Linked DNA regions of Homo sapiens: region 2 is linked to region 1. A link is a loop called in an ENCODE intact Hi-C map of the cell type or tissue named here. Cell type or tissue: dorsolateral prefrontal cortex. All regions are shown on one strand. Each heading gives the region's core, and the rest is flanking DNA. Links, peaks and the distances in the headings are about the cores only.

Region 1 (5,387 bases), core at 162-5,161:
TTGTCACATCTATTTTTTTCCCCTGGGATTCAATCACAAATTGAATAAGCATCTACTGAGCATCAGCTGTGTACACCAAATAAACAATTCCATCCCAAGCTGTAAAGACCTCCAGGGTCAAGTGGGAGAGATGAACGTGAAATCTGCTAATAAAAATACAATGTAAGAACTATTAGAATTGATTTATAAGGTACTGTGGGACCCCAAAACATCTCTCAATTAGACGATTAGTTAGATTAGGAGTCAAAGTACCTAGTCTCATCTCATTCACACCAAATACTCTGAAAACACAATCTGCTAGGCAAGACAAACCTGGCCCTGTGGAGAGGCCACAGCCTGCATGCAGACCTAAGTTTACTCGGTCTCAGCTGATGACACTCGGCATCAGAGGGCCATGGCAAGGATTCAATGGCAACGGTAAATTGTGTAAAAAAAAAAAAAAAGCTTGAAATAGAGTAAGGAAACAACTGATGTCAGCTTTCCTCCACTGTTCCAACATTATGATAAAATTAGTTCTTTATGTAAGCAATAAAAATTATTAGAAATCAGGTTTCATTTCCTTAGAAGAAAATTAAGTTGCTCCCCTAGAGGAAAAGGCAATTGTCATTTCACATTGGACAACTCATCACCTTCCAAAAGCTGGGTAAGATGATTTCATTTTTAATTTTAGATCCAGCCTAAACTTTCATTTTAATCCCCTCGGCATTGACCAACATGGAATTAATGTATTACCATAAGCACAATATTTGGAAGTTAAAACTGCTAATATATTAGAGGTTAATAGCACACGAACTTTCAAGACTGAGTATCAAATATGAACATACGACGAAACGTGCCAGTGAGCTCCAAATGCTATCACAGTATAATTCTCCTTTACTAACGGCAGTGTCATTGGAGCACACTTATCTTTTCATAAGAAACTTGGATTGCAATGGCACTTATTTTAATATGTTTAATTTGGCTTACAATTTGTGATTTCATATAAATATTTATACAAAAACGCAGAATATAAATGGCTACCATCGAGATTTTTAGAACAACAGCTTGCAAACTAAATTTTAGGGGCAGACAACAGGAGGTGGGGAACTGGTTACTTTCTTGCCCTTTAAAAATAATTAATATTTTTTAAAGGCTTCTGTTGTAGTAACTGTCAATTTTAGAAATATTACTTGATAACATGTCTCCCAAATCTGACTTGCTACACTTTTTTTTGGAGACTGGGTCTGGCTCTACTGCCAAGGCCTGAGCAGTAGCACAATCAGAGTTCGACTGCAGCCTTCACTTCCCAGGCTCAAGCCATCCTCCCGCCTCAGCCTTTTGCAGAGCAGGGACAACAGGGGCACGCTAACACATCCAGATAAGCTCACTTTTTTTGTTGTTGAGGCAGGGTCTCAGTATGTTGCCCAGGCTGGCCTCTAACTCCTGAGCACAAGCAATCCTCTCACCTCAGCCTCCCAAAGTGCTGGGATTATAGGTGTGAGCTGCCATGCCCAGCCTCACATTTCAGTTTTTAAGTCATTATGGAACAAGATGATGGACACTAATTTTTAAAGAACCACCATTTTCTAAAACAATTCCCTAGCCTCCACCTGCCAAATAATACACAGAAAGAATTATATATACCATTTTCTGGAGAAAGTTTGTCATAAGCATCTTCATAAATGTAATTTCTTCTTATTGTGACATTAATTCCATCCAGAAATGGACCATCTCCTTGAACTTCTTGCTTATCTGCATAAATCAACCTCTGAAAGATCTAACAAACAAGGAAAGCTGTAAGGTTATTAGAAACAAAAGACCTCTTACAACCTACCAAAGAATAAACTGCTAAATCTTATCTTTTGTATCTTCATAAATTCTGAAATAAATGCTAATAGTCAAGGTATCAAATCTTGATTTTTATCAATAAATGTATAGATAATATATAATGTATATCATATTTAAATATTTCTAAAGCTGCTCCTTTGCCCAGTTTAAAATAAATTTTAAAAATCCGGCCAGGCACATTGGCTCATGCCTGTAATCCCAGCTACTTGGGAGGCTGAGGCACGAGAATCTTGTGAACCCGGGAGGCAGAGGTTGCAGGCGCCACTGCACTCAGGCCTGGGTGACAGAGTGAATCTCTGTCTCAAAAATAAAATAAAATTAAAATTTAAACCCCTTGCGATAGAATATTTTCATTTATAAATCCTTTATAAAAACTTAGGTAGTGAGGAAAGAACAGCTTTGTAAAAAGCTGTATACTAACACTAGTAGAAATATCTCTGACAAAATTCAAATAATTTTTTGATGTTAAAAATCCAGTAGAGGGAGCTCAGGAATTATGTGAGTGAGTGAGTGAGTGAGTGGGAGAGAGAGAGAGAGAGAGAGTGTGTGTGTGTGTGTGTACGCACGTGCAGGGAGGGTTTAGTAAAGGGACATGAACAGCTTCAAAAGAAACTCTTTTGTTCACCATGCAAATAGAGTGTATAGGCCTAAAAAATACACTCTTGAAGCCATTACTGAAGAACGGAACCAAGTAATCTTTAGAAATTTGGTAAAAATAGTTGACAAATAAAAACAAAACATTTTAAAATTTGGAAACATATATAAACAAAGTTTTGTACATCAAAGACACCAGACAAGGAATTAAGATATTTGTCCATTTCTTTTTTTATAAAAAGTAAAGTGGCTGGGCGCGGTGGCTCATGCCTGTAATTTCAGCACTTTGGGAGGCTGGGGCAGGCAGATCACGAGGTCAGGAGATCGAGACCATCCTGGCTAACACGGCGAAACCCCGTCTCTACTGAAAATACAAAAAATTAGCCAGGCATGGTGGCACGTGCCTGTAGTCCTAGCTACTTGGGAGGCTGAAGCAGGAGAATCGCTTGAATCCGGGAGGCGGAGGTTGCAGTGAGCCAAGATCGCGCCTCTGCACTCCAGCCTGGGCGACAGAGGACACTCCATCTCAAAAAAAATAAAAAACAAAAAAAATAAAGTAGTGTTTCCAGGCCAGGTGTAGTGGCTGATGCCTGTAATCCCAGCACTTTAGCAGGTCAAGGTGAGATGGTGGCTTGCGCCCAGGAGTTTGAGGCTGCTGTGAGCTATGATCACAGCACTGCTTTCTAGCCCAGGTGACAGAGTGAGATCCTGTCTCAGAAAAAAAAAAACATCGTTTCTGATAAATAAACGTGAATGTACAGAAGCATATCTTCACAAAAAATTTGCTTTTTCAAAAACAATGCAAAGTTTCTTCCCCCCTTTGAGATAGGTTCTGGCTTTGTTGCCCAGGCTGGAGTGTACTGGCACGATCTTGGCTCACTGCAACCTCTGCCTCCTAGGCTCAAATGATCCTCCTACCTCAGCATCCCAAGTAGCTGGGACTACAGGTACATGCCACCACGCCCAACTAACTTTTGTATTCTTTGTAGAGACAGGGTTTCACTATGTTTCCCAGGCTGGTCTTAAACTCATGGGCTCGATCCACCTGCCTCGGCCTCCCAAAGTGCTGGGATTACAGGCATGAGCCACTGTACCTGGCCAAATAATGCAAAATTTAATAGAGAAAAATGACGTTAGACCCTCATTATAAGAAATCTATAGTGTTTACTGGCTTTCAATCAGTTGTAACTAAGAAAATACTTTCAGTTTGTAAAAAGAGGTATCTGGTTGGGTTTTATAAATCATTCTTAGCTATTTCAGCCTAATGAGAAAAGTATGTTATGTAATCAGCCAGGCACTAGGCACCTTTAGAGATTTCTCTGGTGGGTGTGTGTTAATTTCTTAACACTAATATGATACGTAGTGACAATAAAGAAGCCAAATTGCATACCTTTACTCGTTCCTCAAATGGAACCACAAAAGGCAACTCTGTCAGGACAGCAAGCTGTCTTTCCTCAGACACAGACAGCGGCGGGGACTCCAAACCCACTAAAACACATTTTAAAACCTTAATTAGTTCACTTGTACTTTCCCCTGCATTCCCACTGACAATTCTTAAGGTGAAGATTCTTGAAATCATCCTGATTAACTCATTTATCTAAATCCAGTTCCATGAACACATCCCCGCCTCAGGCAGACCCATGAGCCATGCACAGTGCAGGATCAGCACAGTAGCTCCCCGAACACATAACTTGATCGAATATTAAAGATGTCCTAATCAAGGACTACACTTCCACTCCAGCTGTCTAGCACGTCTCAAGTGCACAGCTAGCCCTAGCACTGGCGGTGAGGCCCGAATGCAGCCAGATCCAGCAGTGGGCGGTGCCCTGGCCACCCCCGACCACCTTCGTGCCCTTTCCCTCCTACTATGGCAACAAAGTTCCTCCCAGACCAGGCGTGTGTGCATGAGATGGTGCCTGGGAGAAGGCTGTATACACAGTAGGCCCCAGGCAGTATTTCATGAATAAACACATATCCCATTCCTTTCCAACAATAAATCGTAACTTGGCCTCTTAAAACTCATTTCAAGGAGCTGGGGATGGCAGCTTATGCCTGTAATCCCAGGCTGAGGCGAGAGCATCCCTTGAGCTCAGGAGTTTGAGAAACTGAGCATCACAGAGAGACCTTGCCTCTACGAAGAAAATTTTTTTAAAAATTAGCTGGGCATGGTGGCACGCGCCTATAGTCCCAGCTACTCAGGAGGCTGAGGTGGGAGAACTGCCTGAGACTGCAGAGTTCAAGGCTGCAGTGAGCTGTGATTGCACCATTGCACTCCAGCCTGGTGACACACTGAGACCCTGCCTCAAAAAAGAAAGAAAGAAAAAAAAAAAGTAAAGTGTTAGGTGAAGGTATCTTAGACATCATATCAAAAGCACAATTTCATTAAAGAAAAAAATGGTAAATGGGATTCTATCAAAATTTAAAACTTCTCCTCCTTGAAAGACACTGCTAAGAAAAGAAAAAGACAAGCCACAGATTGGGACAAAATATTTGCAAATCACATATCTGATAAACTATATCCAGAATAGCTTTATAACTCTCAAAATTCAATAACTAAAAAACATGTTCACAGGCAGTGTGCAGTGGCTCACACCTGTAATCGTAGTACTTTGGGAGGCCAAGGTGGGAAGATCCCTTGAGCCCAGGAGTTAAAGGCCAGCCTGGGCAACACATGGAGATTCCATCTCTACAAAAAAATTAAAAAATTGGCCAGGTGTGGTGGCACACGCCTGTGGTCACAACTACTTTGGAAGCTACGGCAGGAAGATCGCTGAAGCCCAGGAAGTCAAGGCTGCAGTGAGCCGTGATTGCGCCTCTGCACTCCAGCCTGAGCACACAGTGAGACCCTGTCTCCAAAAAAACAAAAAACAACCAAGAAAACACAACAAAAAAACAAATTCATGAAAAAGATGCTGAATATCATTAGTCGGCTGGTAGACACAAATTAAAACCACAAGAAGATACCA
Region 2 (5,387 bases), core at 214-5,213, 68 kb after region 1:
CAGGCTGGTCTCAAACTCCTGACCTCAAGTGATCCACCCGTCTCAGCCTCCCAAAGTGCTGGTATTACAGGCATGAGCCATCGCACCCAGCTGCAAATGGTATTTAATCACGTTCTCTGATACAACTGGATTCTGAAAAGGAATTCCTAACCAAAATGCCATTTTGCTTTAACAAACTTTTGCTTCAAGAAACCATCCACAGTCTGATCTTTTGAATGTGTCCTTTTACTTGGTAATATTCACATATTAATAAAACAGGGTAGGGGGAGACTGTCTTTATCCATTCACCGCCACCAACTGGTTTAGGAAAACATTCATGGAGACCTTTAATCCTAATTCTGTTTTTTTTTTTTAATCTTTTCTTTTTTTCCCCACATGCCTGCTGTGTCAAATACTCCTAACTTTGTAAATGCCATATTCAAAATACTTTTTTCAAGTTTTCCACAATTCTTTCCTCCACAATCATGGTGTGTATGCCATGGTGAAAGTTTGACTCCACAAAGATGTGACACTCTTCTTGAGATAACAGTCAAGGAGAGAGAGACTTTCCTACCTACAAGCTTTCAGGATGAAGGAGAAGTGGGTGCTGGTAGTTACCGCCCATGACTTCACAAGGCTAGAGAATTAAGTCTCCGCCTTTCACAGGAGTGATTATTTCACACTCTATTGATAACGGACTTAATATCCCCGCATACATGAGACTAGTAGGACTGTGTTTTCAATACAAAAAGGGAGCAGACTTTAGTTCTGGTAGTTTCTGGTGCTGGAGCACAATGGACCAAATTCTCATATTAACCCAAGACACCATCTCTGCTTTTACCATTCAACACACTTGGAGTCTATGTTGTCATTTGTCATAAAATCAACAATAGATTTTAAAGCATTTCTTCTAATTGACGAGCTAGAAAAAAAACGTCCCCATGGGCTTGTCTATTCAGCTCATGCCTGACAAAGCAAAGGATTAGCTGAGTTCAGAGTATCAGTGGGCTCATCAGTCTCTAGTGAACAGAACCAAGTTTGTCTTCCCCAGGAAAATAACAGCTGCTCAATGTATTTGTCCCTATCTAAAAATGGACAATGAGCTAAATCATTAGACAAAGGAATCTTGTCCATTATTTTATTTGCTTTGTGACTAATCATCACTTTTAATCACAGCTTTGGCAGCAGCTTCCCACTTGGCCAATTAGCAGCTCTAGCCTTTGTGATTAAATACAACGCACAGATGCAGTGTTCTCTACACCGGTCCTGCCACTCTGTGCATCTACTTTCAACCTGTTTGTTCCCAAAAGTTTAACAGGTTTTGGGTGCTATGGCTTACGGTTTCAAAATAAAGTATGAGTGCATGGTTTCACACTGGAATTTGGCATGTAATAGAATAGGTTCCCTCTCTCGGCCAGTCCATGAAAAACTGGTTTTCAAAAGGCTTCATTATATTTGTGTTTCCTTTGAATTTTCTTCGCAGCCTCCAAGTTAAAGCTGACTCTAGGGCCAGGCACAGTGGCTCACACTTGTAATTCCATCACTTTGGGAGGCTGAGGCAGGAGATCACTGGAAGCCAAGAGTTTGAGACCAGCCTGGGCCATGAAACAAGGCTCCCTTTACAGGAAAAAAAAAAAAAAAAAAAAAAGGAAAAAAGAGTGTACAGATTGGGTCTCACCATGTTTATATGTATCTCTCTCTCTCTCTCTCTATATATATATATATCTATATATATCTGTTGCCCAGGCTGGAGTGCAGTGGCACGATCTTGGCTCACTGCAACCTCCGCCTCCCAGGTTCAAGCAATTCTCCTGCCTCGGCCTCCAAGTAGCTGGGATTACAGGCTTCCACCACCATGCCTGGCTAATTTTTGTGCTGTTTTTCAAAGTAGAGACCAGGTTTCACCACGTTGGCCAGGCTGGTCTCAAACTGTTGACCTCAGGTGATCCACCCACCTTGGCCTCCCAAAGTGCTAGAATTACAGGCATGAGCTACCACGCCCAGCCACCATGTTATATTTTAATGGTCATTTAGGTTGTTTTCAGTTTTTGGCTAATTCAAATAAAACTGCAGTGGATATCCTTGCAAATGTGTCAGTAATGTCTGCAGGTTAAATTTCTTTGTAGGTCAAAGGCTATGTGCATTTGAATTTTAATGAATATTTCCAAATTGCCCTCCAAGGAGATCATGTCAATGTATGAAAAGTGACTGCTGTCCCTTGTCTTCACCTGCACAGTGCAGCGTCTAACTTTTTATGTTTCCACAGTTTGAATCATTTAATTTTTTCATTTGATTATCTTTTCATCTTGTTCTACAAATAATCATTTTCATGATGCTACAAATATTCCCTTTGTTACTCTTTAACCTTGGTTATGATATTTTTATGTGTACAAAGTTTTAATTCTTAATGTAGTCAAATTTCTCGCTTAAGAATTCAGTAGCTGCAGCTTAGGATTATATGCACAGCATGGACTATTACCGTCCACATCACTAGCATGGATTTCTGTATATTGAATTTTTTAATTCATTGTTGCAGGTTTATTTTTAATAGTATGCTGAAATTTCACTTTCAGAAGCTGACACTTACTAGTGTGAGCCACATGCTGATATTCATAATTGTGAATTAGGATCATGCCTACACCTTTATTTTTTCCTCCTACCGCCTGGGCCGGACATGAGTTTTTAAAAGGGTAATTTAAAAAGTCTAATGATGAAGACTCTTATAACTGAAGACATTAACTATAAATAAGGCTGTCTTCACATATAATAAGGACCACATTAATAACTCACTGGAGTCAGCTTTATTTTTTTGGCTGCTGAAAATTATAGGGCATTCACTACATGGAATATCATATAGCTCTTTAAAGGAATGTGGTAGATCTATCTACTGATCAGGAACTGTCTCCGAGAGTATTATTAAGGGGGACAGGAGAAGTACAGCAATCTGTTTAATATGCTCTAGCTTGTGTTTTTTTTTTTTTTTTTAAAAAGAAGGGAATTTACACACCTATATGATTATGTATGTAGAGAACAGCTCTGACAGGATGTGTAAAAATCCCAAAATAGAGTGTGAATGTAAGGATTAAAGAATTGGGGCCGGATGCGGTGCTCATGCCTGTAACGCTAGCAGTTTTGGAGGCCAGGGTAGTGGATCACTTGAGGTTAGGAGTTCAAGACCAGCCCAGCCAACGTAGTGAAACCCTGTCTCTATGAAAAATACAAAAATTAGCCGGGGGTGGTGACATGCGCCTGTAGTCCCAGCTACTTGAAAGGCTGAGGCACAAGAATCACTTGAACCTGGGAGGTGGAGGCTGCAGTGAGCCGAGATCATGCCACTGCACTCCAGCCCAGGTGACAGAGCAGGACTCTGTCTCAAAAAAAAAAAAAAAAAAAAAAAAGAACTGGGGGTGTGAGGAGTGGAGGTGAAAGGCTCTAGTATTTTATTTGACTGTTTACATTCCCATCTGAATGATCACCCATGTACTTATAATATTTTCTCACTTTTAAACAAAGTAGTAACAAAGCAATATGAGAACAAGTTCTAAAAACAGCTCAATATAATGAGGAACAAGTTCACCACTGAGTGGCTGGGAGGAAAGGGGCAAATAAGGTACCAGGAGAAAGCAGTTTGATTTTGAAAAAGGACTGAACTTCCTATTGATTAACAAGTTTTTGGTTTCAATTTATTGTACTCATAGTTGAAAACATCCTTATCTTTCAAATTATGCAGATGTAGAACCCGTAAGGATGCCTAGTAGCAGTTACAGACAAGGTCCATCAAACACCCAAAGGGTCTCTGAAACGACCGAGGCCATCGTCCTGACAGCGTGCACGCTCCCTGCTGTAACTACCCACCAATGTGAAATCCACAGTGAGCACAGCCAACTGCTCTGGGTGCCTGTGGAGCTTTAGGTACTATCGTTATCTTCTCTGAACATTAAATATGACCAAATCTTACAAATGCCATTTACCAAGGTGATTTTCTTTTCGTTTTGTCTTACCAAGATGATTTCAAATGGGGGGAAAATGCTTTCTTCACTAAATAAATTTAGTGGTAACAAAGTTTATTCTTTATTTGAAATAGTAAAGCGTACACAGTTTAAATCAGATTTCATTAAACCCTCAGAATAAAATTTTTATGTTAAAAAACTAGAGTGAATGTCAAAGTAAATTTAAGTAACTTCCAAAAGACCACATGCCCAAATTAACTGCTAACCATTTACAGAACGATTGTTAGCATGTTTGTAAATATCTTGATTTAAAAAAAACCCCAAAAAACTGTGAGGTTTTTGTTTCACCTATTTGGCTTATCTTCCATTAACAATTTACTCCATTTACACAGAATTATCAGCTTCACATCTGTTTCAGTTCAGTATTTTCTGGCTCTCAGGCACTAACATAATGCTAGCCATTTTATACACTTCAAAGAACATTGCCTTTGAGTAAAGGAAAATGTTAAAAGTTAACATTTGTGAGTAATGCATAAGCTACAATGTGTGTGTGTGCGTGTGGAGGGGGTGGGATTCTTTTTTGCAGACCTACATGAAATAAGAATCTCTATGAAAATATGAGAACCGCCAATTTCACAAATGCAAAACATACTTACAGGTGCATCATCATCAGCCACTAAAAATCATATTTATAAAACATAATGCACAAGATGATGCAAGTTCAAAAGAAAGTTTTTAAAATGCTAGGAAAATATTTGACCATTTACCATCACAAAGATGGGGAAAAAAACTGACTATGCATTAACAGCATTTCATTTCTAAGGGATGGGTAGGGTTCCAATAGGTAATTATTAAATACATTTCAGTATAGCCTACATTTCCAATTATAAATATTATTTTACAATCACAAGAGCTCATTTTTAAAAATAAAGTCTGACTACAACCAGTTATAGATTTCTTTGTTCCTTCTCCACTCCTTCTGCTTCACTTGACTAGAGAAAAAATGAAGTATCCAATGCAAAACGCAATCATTTAAATATCACAATATACGCCAAGAGACTTTCTTTTCTTACCTCAGAATTGTGTGGTAAATAAGGCACTATTTTAATAGCAAAACTCTAAAGACAATTTATATGTATCCATTGATAGGAAAGTGGTTATATTAAGTATCAAACTATGCTATGGAGTATTATATACCATGAAAAATAACAAATATAAAGATGCCGATATGGAATCACTAAGATATTTTGTTGAGGTGAAAAAGCAATATGATCTCTCATTTTAACTGAAAATGAGAGGGGAGGACATGTTTATGTTTAGACTTGTTCTGAGAGGATACTGAGAAAATAATGGTGGGAAGTTAGGGGATTCAGTGAGAAGATGATTTCATGGATACTCTTTAGAAGGTCTGACCTTTTATCTTTTTTTTTTAGACAGAATCTCGAACTGTCACCAGGC

The links. Hi-C counts contacts between places; a loop is a spot of excess contacts. Peaks named below come from ENCODE experiments on the same cell type or tissue, not always from the same donor. Only the 100,000 strongest peaks of a DNase experiment are listed, where the experiment ranks them.
Region 2: it touches region 1 in a loop (2.6-fold over the local background); 3 of 110 quality-filtered maps call a loop at or near these places.

The regions. Positions count from the first base shown.
Region 1 is chr7:157,221,776-157,227,162 of GRCh38, reverse strand. It overlaps UBE3C (ubiquitin protein ligase E3C), which reads right to left. Exons shown (of 23, transcript NM_014671.3): 16 at 3,812-3,909; 17 at 1,624-1,756. Among named protein-coding and RNA genes, the nearest start is that of UBE3C, 86 kb to the right of the region's middle. In dorsolateral prefrontal cortex, for the core only: a CTCF peak has its summit at 2,281 (motif pointing right); no DNase peak of the experiment used is centred there.
Region 2 is chr7:157,154,291-157,159,677 of GRCh38, reverse strand. All of the region lies in intron 1 of UBE3C (ubiquitin protein ligase E3C), which reads right to left. Among named protein-coding and RNA genes, the nearest start is that of UBE3C, 18 kb to the right of the region's middle. In dorsolateral prefrontal cortex, for the core only: no CTCF peak of the experiment used is centred there; no DNase peak of the experiment used is centred there; H3K27ac peaks cover 1,512 bases.